Linked DNA regions of Homo sapiens: region 2 is linked to region 1. Evidence: chromatin contacts called from ENCODE Hi-C data. All regions are on one chromosome and are shown on one strand. The core of a region is the stretch at or near the end of the contact, and the rest is flanking DNA. Distances in the headings are between cores, read along the strand shown. Region 1 has its middle 8.2 kb from the start of LINC01686. Region 2 overlaps RGL1 (ral guanine nucleotide dissociation stimulator like 1).

What was found. A loop is a pair of places that touch in the nucleus more often than their neighbours do. Pooled maps may share reads with other maps.
Region 2: a map with no recorded cell type shows a loop between it and region 1 (10-fold over the local background). The contact joins two enhancer-like sites. A Hi-C loop is called at or near these places in 4 of 37 single-sample maps with no recorded cell type and 2 of 50 pooled maps.

Annotation. Positions count from the first base shown.
Region 1 is chr1:182,619,872-182,626,867 of GRCh38, forward strand. No RefSeq gene overlaps it. Among named protein-coding and RNA genes, the nearest start is that of LINC01686, 8.2 kb to the left of the region's middle. RefSeq lists an enhancer at 2,947-3,006. Within about 2 kb of position 3,497, at least 4 of the 41 ENCODE cell types and tissues checked have a DNase peak (open chromatin) inside an H3K27ac peak, as active enhancers do.
Region 2 is chr1:183,907,727-183,914,064 of GRCh38, forward strand. RGL1 (ral guanine nucleotide dissociation stimulator like 1) reads left to right here. Exons shown (of 18, transcript NM_001297671.3): 15 at 4,356-4,542. Among named protein-coding and RNA genes, the nearest start is that of RGL1, 110 kb to the left of the region's middle. RefSeq lists enhancers at 3,886-3,975, 4,452-4,621. Within about 2 kb of position 3,750, at least 4 of the 41 ENCODE cell types and tissues checked have a DNase peak (open chromatin) inside an H3K27ac peak, as active enhancers do.

The DNA of each region.
Region 1 (6,996 bases), core at 2,247-4,746:
ATCCCAGCACTTTGGGAGGCCGAGGTGGGTGGATCACTTGAGGTCGGGAGTTCGAGACCAGCCTGACCAACATGGAGAAACCCCATTTCTACTAAAAAATATAAAATTAGCCAGGCACAGTGGCGCATGCCTCTAATCCCAGCTACTCGGGAGGCTGAGGCAGGAGTATCTCTTGAACCTGGGAGGTGGAGGTTGCGGTGAGCCGAGATCACGCCATTGCACTCCAGCCTGGGTAACGAGTGAAACTCCATCTCAAAAAAAAAAAAAAAAAAGAAAGAAAGAAAATTAAAGGATAAAGCCAAGACGTTTCATTTATAACTAATACGAATGCCAGAAAAAACAGTGGGGAGGAAATTATCAAAGAAATCCTATAAGCAAACCATCCCCAAAGTGTCAGTCTCCACACTGACCGGGCTACCACGCGCTCAGCTCATATTGAATACAAAAACCCAGACATCATTATAAATTCAGAACCCTAGGATACAAAGGTGGTCCTAAGAACCTAGAGACCGGGGGATTGAGGGGGATTGGGGAACAGACCACAAACAATACACAGGAATTGAAATAACATCAGTCTTCTCAATAATAACATTGAACACTTCCAAGGTTCTAAGTGAAAATAATAATAATTATATTTTAAATAATATAATAAATTTTTTTTGAGATGGAGTCTTGATCTGTCACCCAAGCTGGAGTGCAGTGGCACGATCTCAGCTCACTGCAACCCTTGCCTCTCAGGTTCAAGTGGTTCTCCTGCCTCAGCCTCCTGAGTAGCTGGGATTACAGGTGAATGCCACCACGCCTGGTGAAAATTATTTTCAACCTGGAATTCTATGTCACCCACCTCAAGAGTGAGCAGAGAATGAAGATTTTCAGTCAGAAAAGTCTCAAAAACATTATCTCCCATGTACCCTCAGAAAGCTACACTAGAAAATATGTAAGTCCATAAAACAGGAAAGGATGGAGTGGAAGACAGAACTCGAGAGATAAGAGGAAAGTAGAAGGAGTTCTCAGGAAGTAGGCAAAGGAAGGAAGGGTAGGACAACAGTGGGCCATGAGAGCAGCCAACCCTGAATAAGACATCAAAGAGCTCCAGGAAAGATGTCTCAGAGGCAAAAAAAAAAAAAAAAAAAAAAAAAAAAAATCTGATAGACTTGACAATGTGGAAATGTTATTGAGCCATGTTTCACAGAGCTGTGGGAGCACATGGGAGGGCTTAGTCAGGTGCTGATAGAAAACTAAACAAATAAAAATTAGAGGCAATTACTAACTCCAGGAAAAAAGAAAAACAATATGCAAGAATGTACAGGTAAATAAGATATATTACTTGGCTTAATAGCAAACAATATTTATACAATCACAATAACAAAAGCTTTGTTAACCAGAAATTGGGGGACTAGGGAGCTAGCAGAAAAGAGGAAAATGTACATGATTTTAATATCTTCATTACCATAATAGGAAGTCTATAACTAATGTCTGAAATTAATGACTCAAGAGACAGCCACATACTCTGTGAGTTAGAAATATAGGGGAAGTACCAGATGAATACCTTAACATTGAAAATGGTTTTCACTGGAGAAAGGGAGGTGGAGCAGAGGGGAGATGAATAAGAGATAGTTAATTTTATTATTTTCTTCTACATATACAACTTAAAACCAGTTGCCCAGCAATACTTTTATTTAAAATAAGACTATATTAAATAAATTTTAAAAACAAACACTACTGGTCATGTATGTAAAACAGACACATAAACAAATCGGTGAAGGAAAAAGTTCCAGGTGCTACCTGTGCACAGATAAGGTATGGGCATGAAAGAGAGAGTAGCCAGTTCCATCTTGGAAGAGCCAAGTACCTCCTGACTCCTACTTTCCCTTCTTATCCAGAAACACCGCTGCCTGTGTGCATCTACAGATTTGGCTCTCTTGAGAAAACCTGAGGATTAAGCTAGAAACTCACCAAACACAGATGGAGAGGTGGTGAAGTCTACTGGCCAGGAACTAAGAGCAGAGTGCCAGACCACCTGGGTTTGAATCCTGGCTATGACACTGACTAACTGTGATTTTGGACAAGTTACATACCCTCCTCGCCCTCCTCACATGTTCCTACCTCATAGGGTTATTTCAAGGATTATGTGTTAATGTGTCAAGGGCCCAGAACAATTCTTGGTACATGTAAACATCATGTTCTCTCAGCAGACATGAGATGAACCTGCTGAGTGCAGGCACTGGATAAGCACTGGAGGGCACAAACAACCCTAAGCATGCCCCTGTCCTCCAGGAGATTAAGGAGGGGTGGGGAGTGGTGCAAAAGATACAACTGTAAATAGCATATTATCAGCAATATCGCCTAGGTGGCTAGATGTAGAATGAGGGGGACCAGTTTCCTAGAGAGGTGGCTGTTAAAATTTGCTCCATGAGAGGGTCTGGGAGACACCTTTTGGATTTTGGCCCCAGTACCCCTCTGTAGAAAGTTTCCCTTCCCTTCTTGTGTCCATGTGGTTGCAGCAGAAATGCTGTGCTCTGATAATGTGATCTTGCCTCCTTGACCAGATTGAGCACATTCAAATTAACCTGGGCCAATCCGTCTCTTACCTGGGAATTTTGGACCCCAGGATGAAGGATAGATTGGTTTCCCTCTCAGTGTCTTTTTTTTTTTTTTTTTTTTTTTTTTTTTTTTTTTTTGAGACAGAGTCTGGCTCTTGTCCCCCAGGCTGGAGTGCAATGGTGCGATCTCGGCTCACTGCAACCTCCACCTCCTGGGTTCAAGCGATTCTCCTGCCTCAGCCTCCCAAGTAGCTGGGACTACAGGCGTCCGCCACCATGCCCGGCTAATTTTTTTGTATTTTTAGTAGAGACGGGGTTTCATCATGTTGACCAGGCTGGTCTCGAACTCCTGACCTCGTGATCCGCCCGCCTCGGCCTCCCAAAGTGCTGGGATTACAGGCGTGAGCCACCACACCTGGCCATATCTTTGTGTTAAGACTGATGATGTAAATGTGGGAACTATTGACCATTTTTTGCCATGTGAACTGGTAAACAGAGAACAGTCAGCAAGAAAAGAGAAAGGTAGTACGCAGAGAGAAACTGAAAAGAGGAGGAAAGTCAGGGCTTCTGCATTCCTTAGGGTTCTGCTCACTGTTTCTGCTCACAGATTCCATGGGGTGTTCCAGTATTCTCACCAAAACTCCCTTTTATTCATGCTGGTTTGAGTTGAATTTCTGTTGCAAACCAAAATTTCTCTAATAATAGAAGGGGACTCCCCCACTTCTCCTTCCTGTATAGGCAGCAGAAAAAGAAATCTGACTATATTCCCTGGTCTGGCAAGATGTTCGATAAGTCTAAACCTGGAAAAAAACCCCAAAGAGTCCCTAGGGTTGCATCAAAATATAACCTGGCTCTGGGCCCAGGACAGAGCAGCTCTGGCTTCCTAGCGAAGGGTTAGGACTGTGGGAAGGAATGAAAGGAAGGACCGGAAAGGCTGAGGTCCTGGACTGGAGGGGGAGGTGAGAGCATCTGCAGCTGAGGCGCATTCAAGCTTGAAGTGCAGGGGATGTGGTGGGAGGTCAGGAGAGTGGTATGGGGAGAGGACCAGTAGCCATGGCAACAGGAGGGTCTTCCTTTGCCACTGAGGCAAAGGTGAACTCGGGGGGAGGTAGCCAAGCAAGGTATAGGGAGAGGCCAAGTAAGTGGTGGTCTTTGCCATCCATTGATTGTGTCCTTTCCTGCCCATTGTATGCTGGGCAGCAACATTTTAGGCATGGGAATGAAAGACTCGATTTTTCAGGGACGCGGCTATAGAGGTGAGTCATGGAACTATGGGGTATTCCCATTGTGCTCCCTTAGGTACAGGTGGCTGAGGAGTCCTCGGTCAGCAGGTGAAAGCATCATTCAAAGCTACAATTGAGGCAAATACCAGTGATTACAGCTGATTGAGGAACCTAAGAAGACTTCATGGAGGAAGTGGACCTTGAAGGATGGATAGGATTTAAACATTTAAAGGCCAAGCTTTACAGGATACTGTAGCTAGATATTATTCCTTTTTGTAGCTCTACCTCTCACAGCTCTAACACAGCAGATGCTCAAAAATGTTTGCTTAACTGAATTGGATTCCAGGTATAGGAAACAGTATAAGTAAAGTCAAGGGATGAGAAAGGGAGTGGGGTGTTATGTGTTGAGGCCTCAAGGAGAAATCCTGTTTGTTGGTTATAGCAGGCACAAAAGGAATCAGTCAACAGAAGATATGCTGAAAAAGAAAGCTGAGGCCAGAGCTGAAACTTGGAGATGGCTGATGAGTCCTCCAGCTCCCTGAGGACAGGGAGAGGCCAGGACATTTATCCTGGCCTGCCTAGTGATGGGCTCAGGGCCTATTGCAGGATAGGTGCACAAAAACTATTTAAATGAATGAAAGAATATAAAAAGTCACCCATTAGCAAAAAGTTCACCACTGTGTTCCTTCAAATCCAATGTCCTGTAGTCCATTTAATTTAGGACTCGGTGCACATAAATTAGTTTGCACAAAATTTTTAGAATGAAAACCATGGATGTAATAACTGCTTTAGAACATGAATCTGGGTCTGAATCCCACTTAACCTTTCAGGGCAACACTTCTTTTTGATTCCTATGTTTTCATGAGAAGGGGTTGCCCTAAAGTTATAATTGTGACTTCTCTCCCCAACTTTCCCCCTAAATCTAGTAAGCCCTACCCATAGAAGTAGCAACTCATTGCTTGGTGAGTTTAGAAAAAGGAACCAGACATACTCACTTCTCTTCAGGAGTGGCCTGTCCCCAGGAGACCCACAATTCCTACTCTATGGTAAGTTTAGTGGAGCCTGAGAGGAAGTCTGCAGTTTGAGAATTAAGTTCAATTCAGGAGAATCTGTTAGCACACCCATTTGGCAGCATGTGGCTCTTAGCCAAGCCCTCAAAACCAGCTTTTTCTGTAATAAAGCTGACGTTTTCATCATCAGGTATCTGACTCCTGTGTCAAAGGGTTCTGAACTCAGGAAGTGAGTGAAAAGCAGAGGTGTTAGTTACTGGCTCCCTCAAACCCCAGCTATTACTGGCTTGAGAATTTCCTTACCAGGAAAATGGATATGATGATAATATCCGTCATGTAGAGTTTAGTGAAGATTGAAAAAGATAATATGTTTGATGTTCGGTAAATGTTTGTTCTCTTTACTTCCCTGTTTGAAACCCTCTCTTTTAAGCATTTTCCCCATGAAGGCAGGGGGATATTGTACCCCTCTGCATATATCCCCTCTATATGTCTAGCATGTATTTGGATGTTCTGTAAATGTTAAAAAGGTGGAAATGATTATTGCAGGGAGGCCCAGCAAGTGAGTCATTTATGCCCATATTTTTTAAAATAGCTTTAGTGAGGGATAATCAACATACAGTTAACATGGTTGAAGTGGACAACTTGACAAGTTTTGACATAGGCAAACACCTAGTGAAATCATCACAATCAAAAGAGTGGGCGCATCCACTATCCCGAAAGTCTCTCATGCCTCTGTGTAATCCCTGCTCCCCTCCTCCCCACCCTCCTAGCCCCAGGCAACCACTGATCTGCTTTCTGTCACTATGGATTAGTTTGCATTTTTTAGAGTTGTATATAAATGGAATCATATAGTATATTCTCTCTCTTCTTTTTTGTCTGTCTGCCCATATTTTTGAAGAGCAATAAGCACTCATCATTGAATGCTGAAATACTGATCTTGGAGCCCAGAGTCCAGGACTGTTGTTCTGGTTAGACAGCAACATGTTGTTTGACCTTAGACAAGTCATATAACCTTTGTGTGCCTCAATTCCCCTTATCTGCACTATGGTAGGGAATAATTGTGTCTGCTCTACCCCCCAGATTTATTTAAGGTGGAAATACTGCATAAGGTATAATACTAAAAAATGGATAATAAACAAGCCATAAAATATTTCTGTATAAGTAGCTAGATGATATTTGGCAATATTAATGTATGTGTGTGTCTGTCTGTGTCTGTGTGTGTTTTCTACCTAAAATTTCCTATTTCCCTTCATTCAAGCAAATAGCTGACTCTGCACCTTATTTTGTCAGGCAAGTATTGTACAGAGTAGAAAAACAAAAGTAGCCTGCAGATCTTCCTGGCTTTGGATTTCCCAGACCTAAAGCCTTTAGAAGGGTTCAGGTTTACAGAAAAGGAAAAGGAGAAGGAATCTGTGGGTTTATACAGATGGTATCTTAGGGAAGTGGAGGGAAGGGTAAAGTGAACCCTTCTCAGCAGGCTCTGAAACAGTCCTGCTTCCATCAGCATCCCTCTTGCCCACCTTCCTGCTGATTCCTCTAGTACCTGAGCCTTTCAGGGACTCTTGAGGCGAAGAACTTGCCCCTTGTCAGTTAACCCCCACCCCACCCTTCCCTGCTCACCCTCTGGGATCAGGTTTGGCTTCCATCCTCTCTGGTGAGTCATTTGTCATTCCTCCCTCTGCTGTCTGTCTTCATGTGGGTTACAGATGTTATTCTAGTTTCACAAGCTAAAGTTTATTTTGCTGTTTCTTATTCTAATTGTTTGCCCATTGTTTTTAAGAAAGAAGGGTACAGAAAGGACTCAACTCTGCCTTCTTGAAATAGGAATCTAGTGATTTATTTGCCTAATATGTTTTAAAGTTAGGCTTTATTTTTTAGAGCAGTTTTAGGTTCACAGCAAAATTGAGGAGAAGGTACAGAGATTCCCATAGATTCCTAGCCTCTATACATGCACAGCCTCCCTCACTATCAGTATCCCCCAGCAGAGGGGTACATTTGTTACAACAGAGAAAGCTGCATTGGCACATCCTTATCACCCAGAGTCCATAGTTTACGTTAGAGTTCACTCTTGGTGCCCTGTGTTCTACAAGTTTGGACAATGTATAATGACATGCATCCACATCACAGTATCACACAGAGTCATCTCTCTGCCCTAAAAATCCTCTGTGCTCTGTCTATTCCACCCTCCAAAGCCTCTGGCAATCAGTGATCTTTTTACCA
Region 2 (6,338 bases), core at 2,500-4,999, 1.3 Mb after region 1:
ACCTGAGAACAGGAACCTTGTCTATCATGCTCGCAGTTGTATTGCCTGAGGCCAGGAGTTTGAGACCAGCCTGGACAATGTAGTGAGATCCTGTCTCTACAAAAAAATATCACTTAAAATATTAGCTGGGCATGGTGGTGCACGCATGTAGTCCCAGCTACTTGGGAGGCTGAGGTGGGAGGGTTGCCTGAGCCCAGGAGTTCAGTGTTACAGTGAGCTATTTTTGTGCCACTGCACTCTAGCCTGGATGACAGGGCGAGACCCTGTCTCTAAGAACAAAACAAAACAAAACAACAACAACAAATATATATATATATTTATACACACATATATATATACACATACATATATATATGCAGTACCTAGCTCTCAATATGTGCCTGAAAAACCACCATTATTTTTAATGAAATGAATCAGTTAATATCTTTTTGAGGATTTGGGGGGATCAGGATTCTGACTGTCTTTATGGGCATTTGATATTTCCCAGCACTGTCTCTCCACCTACTTCAGTGAGTCACATTGAGACACAGGCAGGGATGGCACATGACCTTGAGTGTTGCCATGTCCCCGGTGTAACATAAAGACCTCTGCTGGATGTGGATAGCAAGGTCTCCCACCATCAGCGGCCACGCAGGCTGCTATCTGCCATCAGGTGATATGGGTGGTATGAGGCATTGTGGGTGGGTTGGAACATGCGCTTTAGTAGAAAGCATCTGGAAGATCATCCTGTGTTTTGCTCACCCTCTCTTTGTTCAGATGACTGTCCTGGCCCTGCGGAACTCTAGATTTATGAGCTTTTGGAGTCAGCTCTTGAGGAGAATTTTTCATAGTATCTTGCTGTCTTTTCATCTTTGCAGATATGGGGGAATGAACTACTGAGATAATCTGAGGGGCCTGACCAAGCCTTGTCAGCTGGTAAGACTGGCATGTGCACAGGGAATCAGCTCCCTGATAGAGGAGTCCAGACATGCAGGGGATCCTGGGTGTCCACTCTGCTCACTGAGGCAGCAGAAGGAATTGGGAGCTTCTGGACCCACTATGGCAGTCAGAGGTTCTTAAGGAAAAAAACAAAAATTCTCAATGCAGGCAGGCCTAATCCTGCGTCCTGCTACCTCTATCCTCCTGCCTTCTCCCCATCCTCATTTCTATGCTACTGCTTCTCTGTACTCCTCTCCAAGCCCGGGATCTATATGTTTTGTGGTGGGAGTTCTAATACCCCTGGATCCTCTGTCTTCACTGACACAGACAAGTGGTCAGTCCTATGAAAACATTTACTGTGAAATCCAGAGAGGGCAGGACTGTGAGGGTGCTATGCCCTTCACAAAGTGTGGTAGGTACTCAGTACATCTCTTACTAGTAAAATCTTGCTGGGATAACCCTTGGTATCTGCAGTTGAGTTTGGGCATCTATTATGAAAGCAGTTCATATGCCCCCATCTTATTTCTTGTACATACAAGGGTGTTTGCATACCATTATTTTTCAAAAGATTTCATGATCTTCTTAGCATGTTTACAAATCTGGGAAATGCATTTTTGCTGTTCCCACATTCAATGGCTCATCATTCCAAAGAGGTTGGAGAAAACTTTGGGTGCTTAGGCCTAGTTTGAAAGTTAGAGATGCCTACTACTGAGCCAGAATGAACCTTCACAACGCAGGACAAAGCAGGACCTTACTGAATTGTAGAAATGGAAGAACCCTAGAGACTCTGAGATAATGGATGGAGGACCACTAGTTGACATCCTTTCAAGATCTACCTTTGTAATTTATGAAGCAGTAAGAAAGGGCATTATTTTTGCTTCTGTGATCAGAGTTTAGCTCATACCCCTATAGTCCCTGTAATGCTCCTGTAATGCTTGAAGGGTCATAAAAGGAAGACAGGGAAAATGGGGCTGGAGATAGCAGGGTAGAGATAAGGCAGAGCAAAAATATGCTTGAGCTCTTGGAATTCAAGCATATAATTCCGAAAATATTTAATAAAAAATCAAGTTCACCTTCATTGTTTCTATTATTGTTGTTATTTTATAGTCAGTACTTGTTTAGGTTCAGCCCACGTGCTAGTTGCCTTGCATGCCGTTCCTTCTTAATCTGACTCCCGCCCTCCTTTTACCACTACTTGTGGTGTAAATCTGTTAACGGTAAACCTTCTCAGTCTTAGTCTGAGAAAGTCTTTATTTTGCCCTCCTTCTTAGAATTATATTAGACGGGTATAGAATTCAATACTGACTGTTACTTTCACTCAGCACTTTGACGATATTATTCAGTGTCTTTTGACTTCCATGGTTACTTTTGAGATGTGTGGTATCTGCTTAATTACTATTCCTCTGTTTTATGTTCCCACTCCTGTTGCTTTTCTTTCTTCTTTCCTTCCTTCCTTCCTTCCTCACTCGCTCTCTTTCTTTCAAAAGAGTTTTGCTCTGTCGCTTAGGCTGGAGTGATCTTGGCTCACTGTAACCTCTGCCTCCTGGGTTCATGCAATTCTTGTGCTTCAGCTTCCCAAGTAGCTGGGATTACAGGCACATGCCACCACACCTGGGTAATTTTTTTGTATTTTGGTAGAGATGGGGCTTCACCACGTTGCCTGGAGTGGTCTTGAACTCCTGAACTCAGGCAGTCAGCCTGCCTCGGCCTCCCAAAGTGCTGGAAGCACTTTGAGAGCCACTGTGCCTGGCCCCCTGTTGATTTTAAGAATTTCTTTTGTCTTTGATATACCAGTTTAAGTGGGAGTTTAGTCTTACCCTATTCAGGACATGGCTCTTGGATGGGAGGATTCCTATGGTTCACCAGTTCTGGAATCCTCTCAGCCACCATCTCTTCTGATATGGGCCTTCTTCCATCCTCTCCATGTCTTCTGGAACTCCTCCTACACATACCTGGGGCTTTCTTACTGCTTTCTCCATATCTTTTCACTGTTCTTTCTATGTCTTTATCTTTTGATGATGATTTTTGAGGATTTTCTTCAGATCTGTCATCTAGTTCATGATTTTTTTCTTCAAGTTATTTAATCCTTCCACTGAGGTTTTAGTTTAAGTCACCACCTTTTTCACTTAGAGGTGAAATGTTTTTCAAATTATCTTCTTCCTTTATTAGGATGTCTTGCTCTGAGCTCCGGTTTTCAATTTCTTCTTTTATGTCTTTAATATTTCCTAACATACTTATTTTGCAGCTTGGCTTATAGTAGACATGCAGATATTTGTTGGATGAATAAGCACATTATTAGTTTTGTTCTGACAGTTCTCAAATTTGAAGTTCTCAGGAGTCTAAGCCTGCTTTTTGTTATGCCTGTTGGCTCTCTCTTTCAGTGGAATATTTCCTTGTGTGTATTTTGTAATTTTGTATCACGAGTTTATCTTTATCAGGGGATTCTCTGAAGCCTGGGCTGAAGGTATATCCCTCCCGCAAGATTTTCTTTTTTTTTAAGAAAAAATCTAGTTTACTAGCGGTGTCACCGGTTGAGAGTTTCTAACCCCATAGACCACATAAATAGCAAATTGGAGTGAGGCACAGACCCAGCTCACACATGACTTCATAGGAGACATTTTTCTTCTTTCCATGCTCAGGCAAGAACAGTCTCCCTGTTGTCTTCCTATGCTAGTAGAAAGATATTTTTCTGGCCTATCTTTTTAGTAAGGGTATAGCCCTTTGTGGGCCCTGGCTGTATATAGTTTTGGTTCTAACTCCTCACCATTCATAAACAGAAACCCTCATCTTTGGGCCCTGGGTGTGCATTAAAACCCATATCACTATTTTGCCAAGATTGGGGCCTCCCACTCCCCCACCAGAGCAGCTGCAGAACTAGCTCGCGTGCTTCTGGTTTTCAGTTCCTTTTTCACTTAAGGCCTGTAGGGATTTCCCTTCCTATCTTGCAAGCTCAACTAAAAAGAGTTTTTAATATTTCTTATCTAGCTGTTTTATAGAGGAAGCATTTAGGATACTGTAGTTCACAGATTGTTGGAAATAGAAGTCTTCCTCCTTGGTTTCTTACCCAAAGCAGTGCCATCCCTTCTTTGCCTGTGAAGATCATTTTATGGTAGGAAGTGATGGGGGTATGCTGATGGTATCTTGATCCTGCCAAGGTGGTCCATAGACTGTTAAAATGTAGAGGACCATTGACCTAGAAAGACTTCAGATTAGTACTGAATAATCTATGTGTTCTTTGAAGTTGGAAATACTCTTTTGGGACAAGATGTTTACTACTATTTGTTAGAAACTTTATAGCGAATGTCCTCCTAAAATAATAATGACAGAACACACAAGACTGAAAAAACATCAAGGGCTTAATCAACACAAAATATTTGCCTAATCATGGATTCCAGATTTGTAACAGCCCAAATGCTTGGCATTCTGTTTTTTTCCAGACTGTTTCTAGGGTCTGACATGATCACCAGTCCCACTCCCACCAAAGAGCAGCCCAAGTCCACTGCCAGCGGGAGCTCTGGTGAAAGCATGGACTCTGTCAGCGTGTCATCCTGCGAGTCGAACCACTCAGAGGCTGAGGAGGGCTCCATTACTCCCATGGACACCCCTGATGAGCCTCAAAAAAAGGTATATACTCAACCCTTCTCATAATTCCTAATGCAGGCACCTACATGCTCTTTGCCACACCACAGCAAGGAATGTCTGTTTTTAAGTGGATCACTCTATAGTATTTTGAAAGTCATGTTTTGAACAGGCATCAAAAGAAGAGTTCAATTTGGGGACATACTACTAATAGAAACAGGTGTAAAAGCACTAAGCAGTTTCGTTTATTCATTTGGCCTTTGAAATATTGTTCTATACCCACCTCTTAAGGCACTGGAGTTATTTAGGGGAAGTAGGACTTCTTAGAAAGAGCAAAAAGTCAGAGATGGAGATGTGTCAGGTTCTTGGTGCCATGTTTTGTCTTAGCCAAGCATTTATCACAATAATGTTGCATTGCATGCCACTCCAAAAGTCAGTGACTTAAAACAACCACTATTTATCTCTCTTATGTATCTGCTGGTTGGCTGATCTAGGTTGGGCTTGACACTAGGCCACAGATTTGGTCCAGGTCTGTTCCACTTGCCTCTCATTATTGTTGGAGTAACGGGCTACCCAGGGCATGCCCTTAGCATGCTAAGACGGACAAGCAAGAGGGCAAGCCCACTCGCAAGCATATGTCAAGCCTTTACTTGAGTCGTATCAACCAACATTCTATTGGCTAAAGTAATCATGTGGCCACATTCCACATAAGTAAATGAAGCAGAGAAATAGGCTCCAGTTTTAGTGGGAGGAACTCTGAAATCACAGTGCAAAGGGCACAGCTGCAGGGGAAGATGAGGGATTGGTAACAAGGATACATTCTCCCATGTTGGAAAAAAGGAAACTGATGAGAGGTGATAAAAGAATTTCCGTCGAGTTTCTATTTTCTGTGACTGCATAAATAAAAATTTAAAAACCAAAATATCTTAATCTTAAGATCTTAATTAAGACCAGTCTTCTTTTTTTTTTTTTTTTTTTTTTTTTTTTGAGATGAAGTCTCACTACTCTGTTGCCCAGGCTGGAATGCAGTGGTACGATCTTGGCTCACTACAACCTCTGTCTTCTGGGTTCAGGGGATTCTCCTGCCTCAGCCTCCCGAGTAGCTGGGATTACAGGCATGTGCCACCATGCCCGCATAATTTTTGTATTTTTAGTAGAGATGGAGTTTCACCATGTTGGCCAGGTTGGTCTCACACCCCTGACCTCAGGTGATCCACCCACTTCGGCCTCCCAAAGTGCTGGGATGAGCCACCGCACCCCACCAATATCAGTGTTAATCTTCTGTACACATCTGCTTCAATCTGTTGGTTGAAGGGTTTGGATCAGAAAGTCAACTATGACATAACTAGAATTTGCACCATTTGGGGAAGGTTTCTGGCTAACCAAGCTTACTCAATAGTGACTTCTGGCTCCTTAGCTTATGGTTAGGTCAGTAAGGTAGAATGTTGGCAATGGTTTCATCCCTTGGTTTATATCTGCTGCTCTTCAAGGGGACATGTGTGTTGCTTCACATGGTGTTAAAACAACAGTGGTAATCCTGGAACCCTCAAGTGACTTTGTCATAATGTAGCCAATCCAGGAAAAGCATCATATTCAGGATTCATCAAACTGAGATGACTAATTTGCTGCTCTAGTTGGATTTCTTAGCTTTCTGCTTTGAAATCCAGGGGATACAATCATTCATGCTCTAAATATTGAAAGAAAGCCTTCGTGGACACCTACGGACTGGCCATGCTCTCAAAAGGCATTTTTCCTCAACCCGGGATGTAGTCATTCTTCGTGACTTGACATACAAATTAGCTTTGTCAAAATCTGGAATGCAGTCTCATCATTCACTTTTT